Linked DNA regions of Homo sapiens: region 1 is linked to region 2. The links are chromatin contacts, found by Hi-C or POLR2A ChIA-PET in ENCODE. All regions are on one chromosome and are shown on one strand. Each heading gives the region's core, a stretch centred on a gene start or an enhancer-like site at or near the end of the contact. The rest is flanking DNA. Distances are from core to core; before and after follow the strand shown.

What was found. Hi-C counts contacts between places; a loop is a spot of excess contacts on that map. ChIA-PET counts read pairs that join two places held with the same protein, here RNA polymerase II (POLR2A). Pooled maps may share reads with other maps.
Region 1: a loop to region 2 is called in a map of gastrocnemius medialis, with 3 times the contacts of the local background. The contact joins two enhancer-like sites. A Hi-C loop is called at or near these places in 8 of 168 maps with a recorded cell type or tissue (CD4-positive, alpha-beta T cell, Caco-2, Calu3 and 5 more), 1 of 37 single-sample maps with no recorded cell type and 7 of 50 pooled maps. POLR2A ChIA-PET finds 5 or more read pairs at or near these places in 8 of 52 experiments (A549, AG04450, CD8-positive, alpha-beta T cell and 5 more).

The regions. Positions count from the first base shown.
Region 1 is chr10:73,573,976-73,577,923 of GRCh38, forward strand. It overlaps USP54 (ubiquitin specific peptidase 54), which reads right to left. Exons shown (of 24, transcript NM_001391956.1): 2 at 1,823-2,386; 3 at 1,537-1,700. The coding sequence starts at 1,683. Among named protein-coding and RNA genes, the nearest start is that of USP54, 15 kb to the right of the region's middle. Within about 2 kb of position 2,441, at least 19 of the 41 ENCODE cell types and tissues checked have a DNase peak (open chromatin) inside an H3K27ac peak, as active enhancers do; they include gastrocnemius medialis, where a contact is called at or near this core.
Region 2 is chr10:73,529,446-73,533,653 of GRCh38, forward strand. USP54 (ubiquitin specific peptidase 54) reads right to left here. Exons shown (of 24, transcript NM_001391956.1): 13 at 1,259-1,390; 14 at 698-1,078; 15 at 235-466. Among named protein-coding and RNA genes, the nearest start is that of PPP3CB, 36 kb to the left of the region's middle. RefSeq lists an enhancer at 1-280 and a silencer at 137-236. Within about 2 kb of position 1,591, at least 2 of the 41 ENCODE cell types and tissues checked have a DNase peak (open chromatin) inside an H3K27ac peak, as active enhancers do; they include gastrocnemius medialis, where a contact is called at or near this core.

The DNA.
Region 1 (3,948 bases), core at 1,191-3,690, 45 kb after region 2:
CATAGCAACCCATTTTCTCATAACATCTGAGGAGTGAAGCTAATATTTTACCCAAGTATAATTATCTTGGGTGGCAAATTTCATTTACTTTTACACTGAAGAGCAGAAAAGAAGAGAAAGTAATTACTTGAAAGTTAGGCCAAGGGGGATGAACTTAACATGCTATGGGCGTGACTGGGCAGAGCAGACAGACAGAAAGCTTTGGGATTCTAAGATCACTCAAGTGGCAAGCAACAGTGAAAGGGAAAATGTAGGGTAGATAATCAACTTAAGGGAATTCACTTTCCCCTAGCTCTGTTCAAGTGTATCTGACTAGACACCAGTTATGAGCCAAAACAGGAGAGCTCAAAGAGAGGAGATAAGTTGGACAAAGACTAGACTCCATTCAATATGTGGGCCAAAAGCCTGAATATTAAGAGACGAGATTAACATACCTGAAAGTCTTTGACTTGTGGAAAGAATTTTGCTTCTATACTAGAGAAAAGCAACTAGGATAACACACCTTACTCCCGAAAGGAGAAACAGAAAACAGGCCAGACACCTGTAATCCCAGCACCTTGGGAGGCTGAGGCAGGCGGATCACTTGAGGCTAGGAGTTCAAGACCAGCCTGCCCAACATAGTAAAACCCTGTCTCCACTAAAAATACAAAAATTAGCCGGGTGTGGTGATGCACACCTATAATTCCACCTACTTGGGTGGCTGAGGCATGAGAATTGCTTGAACCCAAGAGGCAGAGGTTGCAGTGAGCCGAGATCGCTCATGGTCCCAGCTACTCAGGAGACTGAGGCAGTAGGATCACCTGAGCCCTGGAGGTCAAGGCTGCAGGAGCTGTGATTGGGCCACTATACTCCAGCCTGGGCAATAGAGTGAGACTGTCCAAAAAAAAAAAAAAGAAAGAAAAGAAAAGAAAAGAAAAATAGGAACCTGTAGAGACTGTTCAGGAAAAAAAGTTGATAAATAGAAAGATAGGCCAGGCACGGTGGTTCATGCCTGTAATCCCAGCACTTTGGGAGGCCAAGGCAGGTGGATCACAAGGTCAGGAGTTCGAGACCAGCCTGGCCAATATGGTGAAACCCCGTCTCTACTAAAAACACACAAATTAGCTGGGCATGGTGGTGGGCGCCTGTAGTCCCAGCTACTCGGGAGGCTGAGGCAAGAGAATCACTTGAACCTGGGAGGCGGAGGTTGCAGTGAGCCGAGATTGCGCCACTGCACTCCAGCCTGGGCGACAGAGCAAGACTCTGTCTGAAAGATCACCTGGTCCATTTACCTCCCTTTAGGCATGTAAATAATAGTAGTTACAGTTATTATTATTTCTCTTATCATTATTAATCCCTCTTTTTTACAAATGAGGTAATTGAGATTCAAAGAGATAAAGTGACTTGCCAAAGATCACACAGATAAATGTAAAAATTATCTCAGGTTACTAACCTCAAACAGAGACTATCAAACATTTTATTTAAAAAGAGTTATCAGAAATACAGCATCAGCAATTAAAAGTCAAAGTTCACCAAAAATAAAGAAATGACCCTTACCTGCAGGGCACTGTTGAGGAAGCAGCTGTTTTGCCCTGGCTCATTGCTGAGGCCTTTGCTGGGGGCTATGGAGGTTGAGCTTCGAGGTGCAAACATCCCTTGTACACTACCACGACCCCCTGAAAAATAATTTCTCTTCCAAGACATTATTGTTCACATTTAGCCTGAAAAAAAAATGGAGAAGGATTTGTGCCTTTTTGGCAGGAATTTCTGTCTGCTAAAGTTCTAAAAGGAAAGGGAATCCAGAATTTAGTGAATTTATTTTGGAAGATTTTGACTTTACCACCTTCCAAATATCATCTGTGTAGTCAAGGGACTCAGGTATCCTCCTAGATCAAGATGACAGAGCCCTCCCTCACTTGTTCCAAACAATCTCCAAAATGTAACATGGCACAGGACTAATGCAAACAGAGAAATCCTTAAGTATTGCTTCCTTCTATTTTTCTTGAACAGCCTCCATAAAGTCCTGGTGAAGTGGATGTAATTCTCAACTCCAACAGCATCCAGGATCAGGGTAAGATGTGTTCTTCAGGCTTGTTGATAATGCTTCTTATGGACTGAAGATTTTTCCAACTGGAAGGAGAGGCAGACAGAGAAGCAAGAATCCAACATGATCCTCCTCACCCTCTATTGCCTTGTCTCATCATCCTCTGAAGCAAAAACTCAAATTCTGAGCAACTGCAAAAGGTTCCACAAAGCCAAGAAGAAGCCTGTTTGAATCATCTGAGGTTTTTGTTGATGTTCTTGCTGCTTCTTTTTAATGTGCCCCAAACTTCTATTGTCCCATCCAGATCTTCAGCAAGTCTCTCCTCTTTCTTCTGGGACTAGAATAGCCAGCTGTGTCAGAGAGCTTTAACAGAAATAAAAAAAATCAAAAGCTTGCGTCACTTAATGACTCTACTGGCTTTGGACTGTTCTGCCAAGATCAACGTTGCCTCACTTCTCACTATAAACTTGAAACCTTGGCAAACAATGCCAAAAAAAAAGAAAAAAAGAAAAAAAAAAAAAAGAGAGAGACACCCAAACTAAAGAGAAGGAAAAAAAGGTATGAACAGCTTTACTTTCAGGGGAAAATTCTCTGAAATTTTCTTGAAGCAGAAGAAAGTTGATCTGGATAGAAATAAAAACAAAATACAAACTTTCCAGTATCAGGCTAACACAAAACAAATCACCAAGTAAGCACACACAAACTAGGAACTGAAAGTTCCTTTTGGACATTGTGAATAAAGCACTTTTTAAAAGGTGTTTTCCATGAATATGCTTATGAAAACGTGCTTAAAGGTGGGAAGGCCATGTTAGCAGTCTAAGATCTGTTCTGAGTAAAGATGTTCCATCCAGAGAAACACTGATGGCGAGTAAACCACATGTCCTTAACATGCAGTCCAAGAGAACTAAATCTTCTCCTGCCCTGTTTGTTTGTTTGTTTCATTTTTGCCAGAGGATCAGAGAGATAATTTGGGTTACAAATCATTTAATCTCCAGATTATATCCAAGGGCTCACAATCAGAGGCAATCCATTGACCAACTTTAGTTTTCAACTAATTAAAATGCCAGTGAGGCAACAGAGAGTAATACCAAAGCAAGTATGTTCCCTGGAAGGAAATCACCACATCTCCAGCTTTAAGTTTTCCTATAAGGCTGCCATGTCCATCTACATAAGGAAAAATTTTTAAATGTTAAGTGTTAAATTTGCCAACATCAACAATTCCTCATTCTCCCTTCCTTCTCACCATCATATGCACCATCTAAAAACACAAAAATGCTTTAACATCTTAATCATTCTCTGGGAGATCACCTAGCATTGTCTACAGCATGTCCAATGGAAAAACTGAGGTACAGGAATATTAAATGGTTGCATAAGACTGTTCTTTCCCTTCTGTAAATTCCCAGACTATTTATAATCTACATGTCCCAATTAAAGTATTTGATTATACAGCCTACTGTCACATTATTCTCTATTTTTATTACTCTCTGTTTTATATCGTATCCGTCATAATATGACTACATGAAATGAAATAGTAGCTACAGTCAGGTATGTGCTAAACACGATACTTATGTCCTTTATTTAATATTCACAACAGTCCTATCAGATAGCTATTAATAGTTCCATTTTACAGAAAAGTAAAGAGAGGCTTAAAGACATTAACTTGCCCAATTCAACACTGGTAAGTGGCAGATCTAGAAATGTTTGACTATTAAACAATGACTTAATTATATATTTTATTATTCTATTCCAAAAGCTCCTATTACAGTGCCAGTCATAAGAAGGCAGTCAATAAATACTGCCTGATGATTAACATGACACTAGAAAAGAACCCATATCTCCCACACAGACTATAAGACCCTCACCTTTCTACACACACCCTCATACACACCCCACTCAAGGCCACTAAGCAACTTCCAACAAGCCAT
Region 2 (4,208 bases), core at 341-2,840:
TTTTAAAATTATTTTATACATGATAACTGTATTTCAAATAGAAAGTTCTCTCTCCTTTCTCAAGTGCCTCTGTTCTTCCAGCAGAGGGTGCTGTTGTTATAGGAAGTTGAAAGAGCACATAGAGATAATAGCAAAGGCCATCCCTCCACTTGTCTCAGCCATGCCTGAAAGCCCCAAGTAGGTGGCTCACATTGCTGCAAGAGACAATGTTGCTGTTCAAAGGCCAAACAATACCTGTAGACATTTGAGCTCTCAGGCAGGGCTGCATCCAGGCTGACAGGGCTGCTGCTGTTCCTCTCACTGCTTTCATAGCCAGATTCCATTCGCTGGATTAGTCGGGGGTGCTGCTCTAAAAGGTGAGAGCCTGGCCGTGCTGGGCCCCAGCGCTTGTACTGGGGGCTTGGTCCACCAAATTTAATGTCGTAAGAAGGTGGCTTGCTTGGTTCATCTGGTATAAATTCTTTAGCTATCCCAATCAAAAGACAGGTATGGAAAATGAGGTAGATTTAGCATTTGCCTAAAATCAAGACCTAACTAGCTCCTCCCTCTAGCTACTTATTCACTGAACTCATATCCCTAAAACACCCGACATCAGAGTAAAAGTGCCCCTTGCCAGATGTACCAAAAAACCCAGGTTTTAAAAAGACATAAATCAACTTTATTCAAAAGCCCAATTCTTCCCTAATTATCTCCTCACCTGAATCCTCAGAAAAGGGGCTAAGCTGGGTATAGCCACAGTGCTTCCTTTTGTCCTTACTAAAGATACTGTCAATATTCAGAGATTCTCGTTTGGGTCTCCATGTGGGACGATACTTGCTGGAAGAACTGGATTTTGACTCACTGCTGGTACTCTCTATTTCCCAGTCACGAGAGTGTAAAGGCAGGGTCCTAGGAGGTTTTTTGTCAGGCTGGTCTCCTCCTCTGCCCCTGCAGTGAGAGCCTACATTGGTCTGAGAAGCCAGGGATGGTCTGTTATGGATCATATTGCTGACTGTCTCTTTAAAATCTCTCAGCCTGTTGGTGCTGCTGGATGGTTTGGAGGCATTTCTAGGAGCCTGCTTCTCTTTCAGTGTTTCTCCTAAAAACACAAAGAATGAAAGAAATATAGATGTTTAAAGTGATCATGGATACTAGACCCCAATGTCGAAAAAGCAAAGAAAAGCCCTCTGAACAGAAAGGAGAAGCCAACAGTCTGGAGCATGACAGAAGTTTGATAGAGTGAATGAAGGAGAAAGAGAAGCAGTGCAGAAGGGCTTGCCTTCACTGTGGTATCCCGAGGCCTGGGGCTCATCGCCTTTCCTCCTAACCCGACCAGAGCTCCTCTTGCGCTCTATCAGTGACCCTTTCTTGGATGTGTGTTTCTGATTACATTCACTATCAGTCAGGTGTCCTGAAAAAACAAGGAAATTGGGGTAAGCTGGTATCTGAGACTAACCTCCACCCTCCTGAGAACCTACCTAATCTCCCTTTGGGAGTGCCACAAATTTAGAGTACCCATGGAACAGAAGCTGTAGGGCATAGGCTATCTGATTTCAGTGTAGGAACCTCCCAGTAGATAAATGCAGAGAAGGGCCAGGTGCAGTGACTCACACCTATAATTGCAGCACTTTGGGAGGCTAAGGCGGGCAGATCACTTGAGGCCAGGAGTTCGAGACCAGACTGACCAACATGGCAAAACCCTGTCTCTACTAAAAATACAAAAATTAGTCCGGCATGGTGGCATGTGCCTGTAGTCCCAGCTACTGAGAGGCTAAGGCATTAGAATCACTTGAACCCAGGAGGTTGCAGTGAGCCGAGATCACGCCACTGCACTCCAGCCTGGACGACAGAGCAAGACTGTCTCAAAAAAAAAAAAAAAAGATAAATGCAGAGAAGCTGGGAGCATCCAAATTTACAATGTCTCCTGAGCAATGACCAATCTCAATCCCACTCCTAATCTTCCCCAGTGACCCAGAAGGACTAATGACATGTTTCTAGGTAACTTTTTAAAGGCAAAAGTTTTAAAGATTATATAAAAATGTCAGGTAGCCATATACTTTCACTCTCATAAATTGAAGACAGAGTTTTCCTTTTATTTATTTAGCAACACATATCAAATAAAGTCTGATTTTCAGTACATCTGGTATTATCCTGGATACTCCAGACTTTGCCCACAAGAGGTCTGATTTTATATGGCTTTAAGACCCAGTTCCAAGCTTTCCTTAATTGTGGATCATTTAAAGGGCATTTCAACTTTGATTCTCATTCCTATCCCCAACCCATCTTCACGAAACTTGGCTCCATCCAGAGATTACACTTCATAGTTCCTTAATACTAATCACTGGGAAAACCAGGAGAGCTGGGCTCTTTTATGTAACTTGCCCTGCTTCATGCCCATAGTATGCAAATACATGAGCATGATTTGATGACAGCAAAAGTCAGATTCTAAAGGATATAAGCAACTAAATTGCTAGAAGCCAGAGATGAATTAAGCAGGTAAATTAAGTTTGAAGATATGCTTAGAAAAAAAAAACCTAGGTCAAATGCATGGAGAGCTAACAAAAATTTGTTTTCACATGATAGCATATGAGAATCCTTATGCATATTCAAGTATCACCAGTGTAGTGATATGGATACATATTTTCAATCAGTTGCCCCTTGGAATCTTGTATTGCTTTTATTTGGTCGTTTGCTACCTCTGTGCCCACAAGAAAGATTTAAGAGAGGAGGAAATAACTTGGAACAACTAAGTCTTTTTTTTTTTTTGAGACGGAGTCTCGCTCTGTCACCCAGGCTGGAGTGCAGTGGTGCGATCTCAACTCACTGCAAGCTCCGCCTTCCGGGTTCACGCCATTCTCCTGCCTCAGCCTCCTGAGTAGCTGGGACTACAGACGCCTGCCACCACACCCAGCTAACTTTTTGTATTTTTTTTAGTAGAGACGGGGTTTCACCATGTTAGCCAGGATGGTCTCGATCTCCTGACCTCGTGATCCACCCACCTCGGCCTCCCAAAGTGCTGGGATTACAGGCGTGAGCCACTGTGCCCGGCCGCAACTAAGTCTTACAAATGTTAAACCAATGGGCATGTTCAAACCATTAACACAAATCTGCCTCTACTGGAAAATATGCTTAGTTTATCCTGTGGCTTGGCTTCTCTCTGGTTCACAGCTTCAAAAAGTGGGTCTAAAAAACTCACACCTGACACAATCAATGCAGTAGTCATCAAAAGAAAGCCAGCACAAGTCTGACAAAACCTCTAGGTCCAACTACCAATTTACAAGAAATATAGGACACAGAAACGTGTTAAAGTATACCATAGGAATAAAATCAGCAAAATTCAGAATGTGGGAAATCTACAGGACAAAATACCTAGTTCTAGCAATAAATTGCAAGGAAAAAAAATAGAGGAAAAAACAGTAGATTAAAAGAAATGCAAAGGACTTATCAACTCATCAGAATGCATAGACCTCATTTAGATGCTGAGTCAAACACATAAACCATGAAAATATTATGATACTTATAAGTGGATATGTGAACACTCATTGGTTACCTATCAGTTTTAAGGAATCATCATTATTATTTTTAAGTGTTACAATGCTGGGCTGGGCACGGTGGCTCACGCCTGTAATCCCAGCACTTTGGGAGGCCGAGGTGGGTGGATCACGAGGTCAGGAGATCGAGACCATCCTGGCTAACACGGTGAAACCCCGTCTCTACTAAAAATACAAAAAATTAGCCAGGCGTGGTGGCGGGCGCCTGTGGTCCCAGCTACTCGGGAGGCTGAGGCAGGAGAATGGCATGAACCTGGGAGGTGGAGATTGCAGTGAGCCAAGATCGTGCCACTGCACTCCAGCCTGGGCGACAGAGCGACTCCAACTCAAAAAAAAAAAGGTGTTATAATGCTATGTTTAAAAAGTGATTTCTTATGTTTGAGCAAACATAAGATATATTTATGGAAAATGTGATATAATGCCTGGGATGTGCTTCAAAATAATCCAGGAGTGGGTAAAGGTACAGGTAAAACTAGACTGGCCATGAGTTATAATTACTGAAACTAGGTGATGGGTACATGAATGGGCAGTACACTATTCTATACAGTTTTGAATATCTTTGAAATTCTTGATATTTAAAAAAAAAAAAAGCCCCCACAGCTTATAAACCACCAATCTCAAACAATGAGCTCACAAATTCTCACAGTCCCTAAGAATATGGACACTGTTCTATGCCTT